Regions from separate parts of the Homo sapiens genome. Here region 1 is linked to region 2. Evidence: read pairs that join two places in POLR2A ChIA-PET (ENCODE). Cell type or tissue: CD4-positive, alpha-beta T cell. All regions are shown on one strand.

The links. Peaks named below come from ENCODE experiments on the same cell type or tissue, not always from the same donor. Only the 100,000 strongest peaks of a DNase experiment are listed, where the experiment ranks them.
Region 1: POLR2A ChIA-PET joins it to region 2 with 19 read pairs; 12 of 35 experiments call an interaction of 5 or more read pairs at or near these places.

What each region holds. Positions count from the first base shown.
Region 1 is chr1:31,942,156-31,947,155 of GRCh38, forward strand. No RefSeq gene overlaps it. Among named protein-coding and RNA genes, the nearest start is that of PTP4A2, 6.3 kb to the left of the region's middle. RefSeq lists enhancers at 2,012-2,546, 2,130-2,179. In CD4-positive, alpha-beta T cell, no CTCF peak of the experiment used is centred here; DNase peaks (open chromatin) are centred at 1,876, 2,386 and 2,816; H3K4me3 peaks cover 1,687 bases; H3K27ac peaks cover 2,124 bases.
Region 2 is chr1:31,887,155-31,892,154 of GRCh38, forward strand. No RefSeq gene overlaps it. Among named protein-coding and RNA genes, the nearest start is that of PTP4A2, 49 kb to the right of the region's middle. RefSeq lists enhancers at 2,041-2,090, 2,381-2,530. In CD4-positive, alpha-beta T cell, no CTCF peak of the experiment used is centred here; a DNase peak (open chromatin) is centred at 2,227; H3K27ac peaks cover 1,074 bases.

The DNA of each region.
Region 1 (5,000 bases), 55 kb after region 2:
GCTGAGGCAAGAGAATTGCTTGAATCTGGGAGGCGGAGATTGCAGTGAGCCGAGCTGAGATCATGCCACTGCACTCCAGCCTGGGCGACAGGGTAAGACTCCGTCTCAAAAAAAAAAAAAAAAAAAGAAGGAACCAGAGGCTCAGAGAGAAGAAATGACAGAAACAGGATTCACCCCAGGTTTGTCTGCCTCTGAAGCCCAAATAATCATGATATTCGTTTCTGACTTCAGTCAATAACTGGTGTCCTCAGAATAAGCTGGAAACCCTTGTGAAATGCTGAAAAAAATATCTGCCTCTGAGAGGGAAAGGTCCTAGACTATGACACCACTGCCACATTCCCTTACCCCCCGGAAAGCAGAGAGATGCTCTCACCCCGACATCCAAATGGCTTCCCACAGAAGGCTGTAACATGGTTTTACTCTCTCCACATCTCAAACAGATCAGGAACTGGGCTGCAGGTGCCTTATTACAGCAGGAAACACCCCTAGCAGTGAGTTTCACGCATAAGTGCCCTGAGTTTATCCAGTGCTTTTGCTGAAGCATTCCAAGTGCCATTCGCTGATTAATCTTCCCAGTGCCCCTGTGGGGCAAGCTGGCAGTACTCTTGGCTGATTTTACAGAGCATTAGCTCCTTGAGAGCAGGAGCTATGTGGGCCCACCACACACAGGGGTTAGAAAAACAAGTAATGGTCTGCCGGGCACAGTGGCTCATGCCTGTAATCCCAGCACTTTGGGAGGCCGAGGAAGGCGGATCACCTGAGGCCAGGAGTTCGAGACCAGCCTGGCCAACATGGCAAAACCCCGTCTCTACTAAAAATATAAAAAAAAATTAGTTGGGCGTGGTGGTGCCTACCTGTAATCCCAGCTACTCGGGAGGCTGAGTCAGAAGAATCACTTGAACCGGGAAGGCGGAGGTTGCAGTGAGCTGAGATTGCACCATTGCACTCCAGCCTGGGCGACAGAGTGAGACTGTGTCTCAAAAAAAGAAAAAAAAGAAAAAAACAAGAAAACAAGTCATGATCGTGTGGTAAAGAAACTGAAGCCCTCAGAAAAGTGGTTTACACAGAGGTTGGGAACAGGTGACTGGTTCCCACCCTGGGATTTTACACTAATTCATCTGGCATCTTTGCATTGCCATTTTGTTGTCATGTAGACTTGGGGAGTTATTTCATCTCCCTGATGAAATAACTATTTCCCCATCTGTAAAACAGAAAAGGTAAACTTCAAAAAAAGGTTTTTTGAGGACTAAAGGACTTAGTGTGCATAACTCATGCATTGAACTCATGTTAAGTATTCAATAAATGTTAGCTAGTATTATTATTAGTTGGTACTTGGCACCGTGCAATGAATAAATGAAATGAGCCTTGATACCACCAGCTCTGCAGTTTATTTCAAAATTACAGATTCTGCAACTTACCATTAGTTTTGTGATCTTCAAGAGATGTTGTAACTTCACAAATGAACCTTTCTCTTCATCTATGAAATAGGATGATAGCTCTCAAATGAAGAGCTTGAAAATACTTTGCTTTGTAAACTGTCAAGCACTATGCAGACATTAACTGTGGTTTTAGAAACAGCACAGGCCTTGCAGTATGACTGTACAGGAATCCCAGCTCTGGCCCTTAAACTCCTCACCTCTAAAGTTTTCCTCATCTGTAATATGGGCATGGTGATCACATCTGTCTTGAAGTGTTGTGACAAATTAAGTGATTAAAGACAATATATTTAAAGTAGCTGGCACAGTGGGAGATGGTCCATAAATGTTACTTCCCTACCCCCTAACAAATAAGTCTTGCCTTTTAAAGACCTGAAGCAAAGGAATCAGCAGGATGTGGTGGGAAATGTGTGGAACCAATCGCTGAGTTGATTCCTGGCTCTGCCATTGTGTGGCTTTGAGGTTTCGCAGCCTCTCTAAGCCTTCATGTTCCTTCCCTCCAACACTAAATAAAGTATGCCTCCATTGCAAAGTTCGCTCAATAAATAGGAACTACTAACAAATGCACAGACAGGCCTATGAAGCACTCTTATGGAAAAGACCCAGTTGAAAAGACCCAGTTGCAAGTAACAACCAAAATTTCCGAGCCCGAAACCAGATGGAGTCATGAGCTGCGAAATAAGCGATCCAGGCTCCACAAAGTTCCGATGAGCATGGGAGGTTTCAAGCCCCATGTCTGGACGCTGCCAGTGCACCGGACAAGAGAAGGCCAAGAGACGACTCAACCCTCCCAGAGTGATAACTGGGTAGAAGGAGGCAGGGGGAGGAAGGAATGTACTATTCACGGCCCCACCCATCCCCTGCCTCTAATCTCTCTTCCGGAATTTTACAGCCCTCTTTTGCAGGGGCGGGGCGGAGGGGGCAGGGCGCTGGCTCCAGCTGTTTGCATGAATCCCCCGCCCCTGGCCTCTCTGCCTGTGCAGGAAGCCCTGGTGTCGTACCCCGAGCCGCTGCAGTTCGCACTCTGCGGCCTCCTCAGGCACTAGAGCTTCCCCTGCGTCCGCCTTTGGGGGAGGGGAGGGAGTGAAGCTGTGAATTCCGGGAGAAGTCAAGGGTCGCTCGGGGCGTGGGTCCGCGCGCGGAGGGGCTCGCTGTCCCGGTGCCAGCGGGAGCTGGAAAGCTTCGGCTGGGGCCTGAGTGGACGGGAAGGCGGCGGCCTCCGCGGGATCCTTCCCGGGGCCGATCCACAGTCAGGATCCCCAGCTCCACCGCCATCAAGTGGGACTGGAGTTCGGCCAGAGAAGAAAACGACTTCGGGAACTGGCAACGAGGGAGAGGGAAAAGTTGAGAAACGTGACTCAGCCTCTTTAGTTCATCTTTCACGTGGGGCAGCGGAGGCCTGGCGGGGACGGGGAGCCGCTCGGGGACTGCAGGCCCGTAGGTCGCTCCCTATCCGTGAGGGATTGGTTGGTTCCAGGACACCTGCGGATCCCAAAATCTGCGGATAATCAAGTCCCTGTTATAAAATATAAAATGGGCTGGGCTCGGTGGCTTACGCCTGTAATCCCAGCACTTTGTGGGGCCGAGGCGGGAGGATCACTTGAGGTCAGGAGTTCGAGACCAGCCTGGCCAACATGATGAAATCCCCGTATCTACTAAAAAAATAGAAAAATTAGCTGGGCATGGCGGCGGGCACCTGTAATCCCAGCTACTCGGGAGGCTGAGGCACTAGAATCTTCGCTTGAACCGAGGAAGCGGAGGTTGCAGTGAGCCGACATTGCGCCACTGCACCCCAGCCTGGACGACAGAGCTAGACTCAGTATAAAAAATAAAATAAAAAATATAAAATGGTATATAGTATTTGCATATAACCTACACACATCCTCTCGTATACTTTAAATCATCTCTAGATTACTTATACCTAATACAGTGTAAATGTTATGTAGTTGTTATACTGTATTGTTTAGGGAATGATGACCAAAAAAAAGTACATGTTTAGTGAAGATGCTATTTTTTTTTCCTGAATATTTTAGATCCCTTGTTGGTTGAATTCAGGAATATGAAGGGCCTACTGCACTTGAACCTCTGGCGCTGCCCTGCCTTCTGTGTTCCCTTCACAGCATTCTCTGATACCCTGTGACTCAGTTTCCCCATTTGGCAGTTGGAAAATAGAAAAGGATTTATTAATAACTGAAGCTAGAGCTGTTGGAAATGAAGCATCAAGGTTTCCTACACAAAGGGATTAGGAGGTAATGATGTTCATAGCTGACATTTATTGAGCACTTACTATGTGTCAGGCAGTGTTTTGTTTTGTTTTTTTTTTTTTTGAGATGAAGTTTCGCTCTTGTTGCCTAGGCTGGAGTGCAATGGCGCGATCTCGGCTCACCGCAACCTCTGCCTCCCGGGTTCAAGCGATTCTCCTGCCTTAGCCTCCTGAGTATCTGGGATTACAGGCATGCACCACCGCGCCCAGCTAATTTTGTAGTTTTAGTAGAGATGGGGTTTCTCCATGTTGGTGAGGCTGGTCTCGAACTCCTGACCTCAGGTGATCCGCCCGCCTCAGCCTCCCAAAGTGCTGGGATTACAGGCGTGAGCCACCGTGCCCGGCCACGCCAGGCACTGTTCTAAGCACTTGATATGTATTAACAAATTTAACTTTCATAACCCCAAGGTGTGGGAATTATTGTTATCTCCATTTTACATTACTATTAATATTGTTACCCTGTTATTCCCATTTCATGGAGAAACTGAGATAAATAACAGTGAAGCCACTTGACCAAGGCCACCCAACTGGTAGTACATGATAGAGCCAGGAGGATTTGAACCCAGCAAATATATTTCCAGGGCCCCACTTCCTCAACCACTGTGTGTCTGCCTCTCCTAATAAGAACGGGGTTACAGTGTACCACATTCTGGATGTTGGTCTAACAGTGTGAATTCTTTTCATTATATCAACCTCTTTCAGAGTGACTTAGATTATCTGTACCTGTATAAATGTTTAATATATGCTATCTGACCGGTGATAATGTTTCTACACACTGAAACTTCAAAGTACTAGCTTAAACAGGGCAATTAAGGTCATATGTGAAATTGAGAGGACTCCTTCCCCAATGGTCCACAGCTTTCTTAATTCTGCCAAGTGCTATGGCCAAAATCTTGACTTTCCCACCCATAGTGGGTCCCATTTTACCTAGTGGCAACCTTGAGTACCTACCCATCTCCACATCAATGATCCTAACTTCCTATCTGCTGCTGTGTTTTCAAGGATGCCGAAAAGGTCGTCCTGCCCACTCAAACATATCCCTTACCCCTGTATGTGTAGAAACTGAACAGTTGGAGGTTTTCCTCTTGGTTTGAAGCCAAAAATGATAGTTCATCTTTTGTTAAAATGCAAATATCACAAGAGAGAAAAATAAACTGGGCCTCATCAGATATTTTCATGTAATGAGAATGAGATTACCAGATCCTGGCCAAGCATGGTGGCTCACACCTGTAATCCCAGCACTTTGGGAGGCCAAGGCAAGTGGATCACCAGAGGTCAGGAGTTCGAGACCAGCCTGGCCA
Region 2 (5,000 bases):
GACCTTCTCTGTCTGCTTCTTTCACTTCAGCAAAATGTTTTCAAGGTTCACCCACATGGTAGCATGCATCAATACTTCATTCTTTTTTGTTTTTATTTCTTTTATTGACATAAAATTCACATAACATAAAATTAAATATTTTAAAGTGTACAAATCCATGACGTTTAGTACCTTCACAGTGCCCTGCAACTACCACCCTATTTCCAAAACATTTTCATAAGCCCAAAATAAAACCCCATATACATTAAGCAATTAATCCCCATTTTCCCCTCCCCTCATCCCCTAGCAACCACCAATCTACTTTTGTTCCCCTATAAAGTTAACTCTTCTGGATATTACTCATATAAACAGAATCACACGTTATGTGACTCTGTCCGGCTTCTTTCATTTAACATTAGGGTTTTGAGGCTCATCCACGTTCTGACATATATCAGGACTTCAGGACTGCACATCTTTTTATGGCTGAGTAATATTTCTTTTTTTTTTTTTTTTTTAGATGGAGCCTTGCTCTGTCACCCAGGTTGGAGGGCGGTGGCACAATCTTGGCTCACTGCAACCTCTGTCTCCCAGGTTCAAGTGATTCATTCTCCTGCCTCAGCCTCCCGAGTAGCTGGGATTACAGGCACCCGCCACCGTGCCTGGCCAATTTTTGTATTTTTAGTAGAGACGGGGTTTCACCATGTTAGCCAGACTGGTCTCAAACTCCTGACCTCAAGTGATCCACCCACCTCGGCCTCCCAAAGTGTTGGGATTATAGGCGTGAGCCACCGCGCCCAGTCTGGCTGAGTAATATTTCATTGTATAGAGATACCACATTTTCTTTGTCCATCCATGGGTGGTCATTTCCACTTTTGGATTATTGTGAATAATGTTGCTATGAACATTTGTGTACAGTTTTTATTTGAACACTTGTTTTCTTTTTGTTTTTCTTTTTTTTTTTTTTTTTTTTGAGACGGAGTTTTGCTCTTGTTGGCCAGGCTGGAGTGCAATGGTGTGATCTCGGTTCACCGCAACCTCCGCCTCCCGGGTTCAAGCGATTCTCTTGCCTCAGCCTCCTGAGTAGCTGGGATTATAGGCATGTGCCACCACACCCAGCTAATTTTGTATTGTTAGTAGAGATGGAGTTTCTCCATGTTGGTCAGGCTGGTCTCGAACTCCTGACCTCGGTGATCCTCCCGCATCAGCCTCCCAAAATGCTGGGATTACAGGCGTGAGCCATCAATTGAACACTTGTTTTCAATTCTTCTGAGTACATACCTAGAAGTGGAACTGCTGGGTCAGACAGTATTCTATGAATTCTATGTTTAGCTTATTGAGGTCCTGCCAAATTGTTTTCACGGCAGCTGCACCATTTTACATTCCCACCAGCAATGTTCCAATTTCTCCTTCTCCACATCCTCGCCAACACTTGTTACTTTTCTTATTATAACCATCCTAGTGGGTATGAAGTGGTATCTCATTGTAGTTTTATTCGCATTAATCTAGTGATTAATGACATTGAGCATCTTTTCATGTGCTTTTGGCCATTTATATATATTATTTGGAGAAATGTCTACTCAAGTCTTTGCCCATTTTTAAATTGGGTTGTTTGTCTTTTTGTTGTTGAGTTGTGCCTAAGGAAGTAATTTTAAATTTTAAAAAATATAGCCGGCGTGGTGGCTCACGCCTGTATTCCTAGCACTTTGAGAGGCCGAGATGGGTGGATTACCTGAGGTCAGGAGTTCAAGACCAGCCTGGCCAACATGGTGAAATCCCGTCTCTACTAAAAATACAAAAATTTGCCAGGTGTGGTGGCAGGCGCCTGTAATCCCAGCTACTACACAGGAGGCTGAGGCAGGAGAATCGCTTGAACCTGGGAGGCAGAGGTCGCAGTGAGCTGAGATTGCGCCATTACACTCCAGCCTGGGCAACAAAGCAAAACTCCATCTCAAAAAAAAAAAAAAAAGAAGAAGAAGAAGAATATGATCAGGGAACTACAAACAGTTTTCTGGGCTGTGGTATAAGGTTCAGTGCAGACAAGCAGGAAGGAGCTAGAACTAGAAGGATTTTTCATGCTAAACCTTTACCTGAAGGCCCAGGGAGCTTCAGAAGGAGGTGCCATGATCAACCTATGTGTTGGAAAGATCACTCTGACACCCCATGGAGGATGCACTATGGTGGGGCCAGACTAGGGTCTACTCAGGAGGCTGTTGTGAGACAAAAGGAACTAAGACAGTCGCGGTGGGCGGGGACAGGAAGTAAGACATTAACAACTGCCGCACATTAGACTGTGAGCCACACAAGGTCAGAAAGCAGATATGATTCCTGTATCAGAGTTCCTGCCTGTTACGCATTGAACGCTGTCTTAGTCCATTTGGGCTGCTATAACAGGGTGGCTTATAAACAACAGAATTTGTTACTCATAGTTCTGGAGGCTTGGATGTCTAAGATCAAGGCCCTGACAGCCTCAGTGTCTGGTGAGGGCCCACTTCCTGGTTCACAGATAGTGCCTTCTTACTATGTCCTCACATAGTAGAAGGGCCAGGCTAGCTCTCTGGGGTCTCTTTATAAGGGCACTAATCCCAATCATGAGTGTTCTGCCTTCCCAAAGACCCCACCTCCTAATACCATCACCTTAGGAGTTAGGATTTCAACATATGAATTTGAGGGGAACACAAACATTCTGACTATAGCAGAGTATGTCCCTCCAAAAGAGCTATGTTGAAGTCCTAACCCCCAGTACCTCAGAATGTGACCTTATTTGGAAATAGAGTCATTGTAGATGTAATTAGTTAAGAAGAGATCACACTAGAGTAGGGTGGACACTTAATTCACTATAACTGTTGTCCTTATAAGAAGACAGTCATCAAGAGTTTGAGATCAGCCTGGCCAACATGGTGAAACCCCGTCTCTACTAAAAATACAAAAATTAGATGGGTGTGGTGGCACACACCTGTAATCCCAGCTATGTGGGAGGCTGAGGCAAGAGAATCACTTGAACCCAGGAGACAGAAGTTGCAGTGAGCCAAGATCGCACCACTGCACTCCAGCCTGGATGACAGAGTGAGACTCTGTCAAAAAAAAAAAAAACCTTGAAACACAGAGTGGGCAAGCAAATTTCCCAAGGTTTCCAAAGCTAGTTAAATGGCAGAGCCAGGATCTGATGCCTGGCAGGCTGACTTCAGGCTCCAGTGCTCTTACCCAATATACTATGCAGCTGTTCTATTAAATATTTGCCGGAAAGTTCAACAGATGGATAAATGAATGACTGGATCAATCTGGATTTGGTACCAGAGTAAAAAGTGAAGATGGGTGGGGTGTGGTGGCTCATGCCTGCAATCCCAGCACTTTGGGAGGCTAAGGTGGGAGGATTACTTGAGGCCAGGAGTTCAAGACCATCCTGGGCAACATGGCAAGGCCCCATCTCTATAAAAAATAAAACAATTAGCTGGGCGTGATGCCCTGAATCTGTAGTCCCAGCTACTCGGGAGGCTGAGGTGGGCGGATCATTTGAGTCTGGAGAGATCGAGGCTGCATTGAACCAGGATCAGGACACTGCATGGGTTCGATGGCTCACGCCTGTAATCCCAACACTTTGGGAGGCCGAGATGGGTGGATTGCTTGAGTCCAGGAGTTCAAGACCAGCCTGGGCAACATGGAGAAACCCGATCTCTACAAAAATACAAAAATTAGCCGGGTGCTGGTGGTGTGTGCCTGTAGTCCCAGGTACTCGGGAGGCTGAGGTGGGAGGATCACTTGAGCCCAGAGGCAGAGGCTGCAGTAAGCTGAGACCTGTGCCACTGCACTCCAGCCTAGGCAACAGAGTGAGACCCCTCCTCAAAAAAAAAAAAAAATAAGTGAGGATGACTCCCAGGTGTCTGGCTCAGATGACTTAGTAGGTAAGGTATCTCCATTTAATGAGACAGGAAAAAGAGAGGCGACATCAGATTTGTGAGGTGGAGGTTGGAGTCTGGGGAAACAACAAATATGTTCTTGAAATGCTGAGTTTGAATTACCAAGAAGACAAACAAGTGATGTCCAATAGACTGCTGGACACATGGGTCTGGAACTCCAGAGAGGCGCATGGGTTAGAATTATAGACTTGGGAGCCATCAGTATACTTAATGTCAGGGTTTGAATGAGATCACCAAAGCACAGTGTATAGAAAGAGAAAGCAGATGACCCAAGACAGAGCCCTGAGGACACTGGAATTCACAGGGCAAGGGAAAGAAAAGAATCCTTTACTTCCTAGCAAAGGGTCTGTCGTGGAAACGACAAGTCAGGTTGTGGTGGCTTGAGGAATGAATAGAAAATGAATCACAGGGTAAATGTATGTGTTACAGGTGAGAAAGTGACAGATGGATTGATGGGCTGTGGCAGAGAATCAGTATGGAAATGACTGACTAGACACGGTGGTTTGTTGGTTGGAGCCAGCTTGCATCAAATGAGAGCTGATTACTAAATTTCAGAAATGTTGCAAGCTGGTTGTTAGATACAGCTTTTTTTTTTTGAGATGGAGTTTCACTGTTGTTGCCCAGGCTGGAGTGCAATGGCGCGATCTCGGCTCACTGCAATCTCTGTCTCCCAGGTTCAAGCGATTCTCCTGCCTCAGCCTCCTGAGTAGCTGGGATTATAGGCATGCGCCACTATGCCCAGCTAATTTTGTATTTTTAGTAGAAATGGGGTTTCTCCATGTTGGTCAGGCTGGTCTCGAACTCCCAACCTCAGGTGATCTGCCTGCCTTGGCCTCCCAAAGTGTTAAGAATATAGGCGTGAGCCACTGTGCCCAGCCAATACAGTCATTATTAAAAAATTAGTTGAAGAGACTTACAATCAAATATAAATTAAATTAATAACAAAGGTCATAAATTCTTAAAACTCATCACTTCCTAATTATTTTACTAGGCTTTATTATCCATGCTCTTATACTTACTGTATCTATATGGTGGAAATGCCATAATGATGTGCCACTGCACCTCGTTTCCCAGCTCTGTGTTCAGTGATGTCAATTGGTAGCTTGA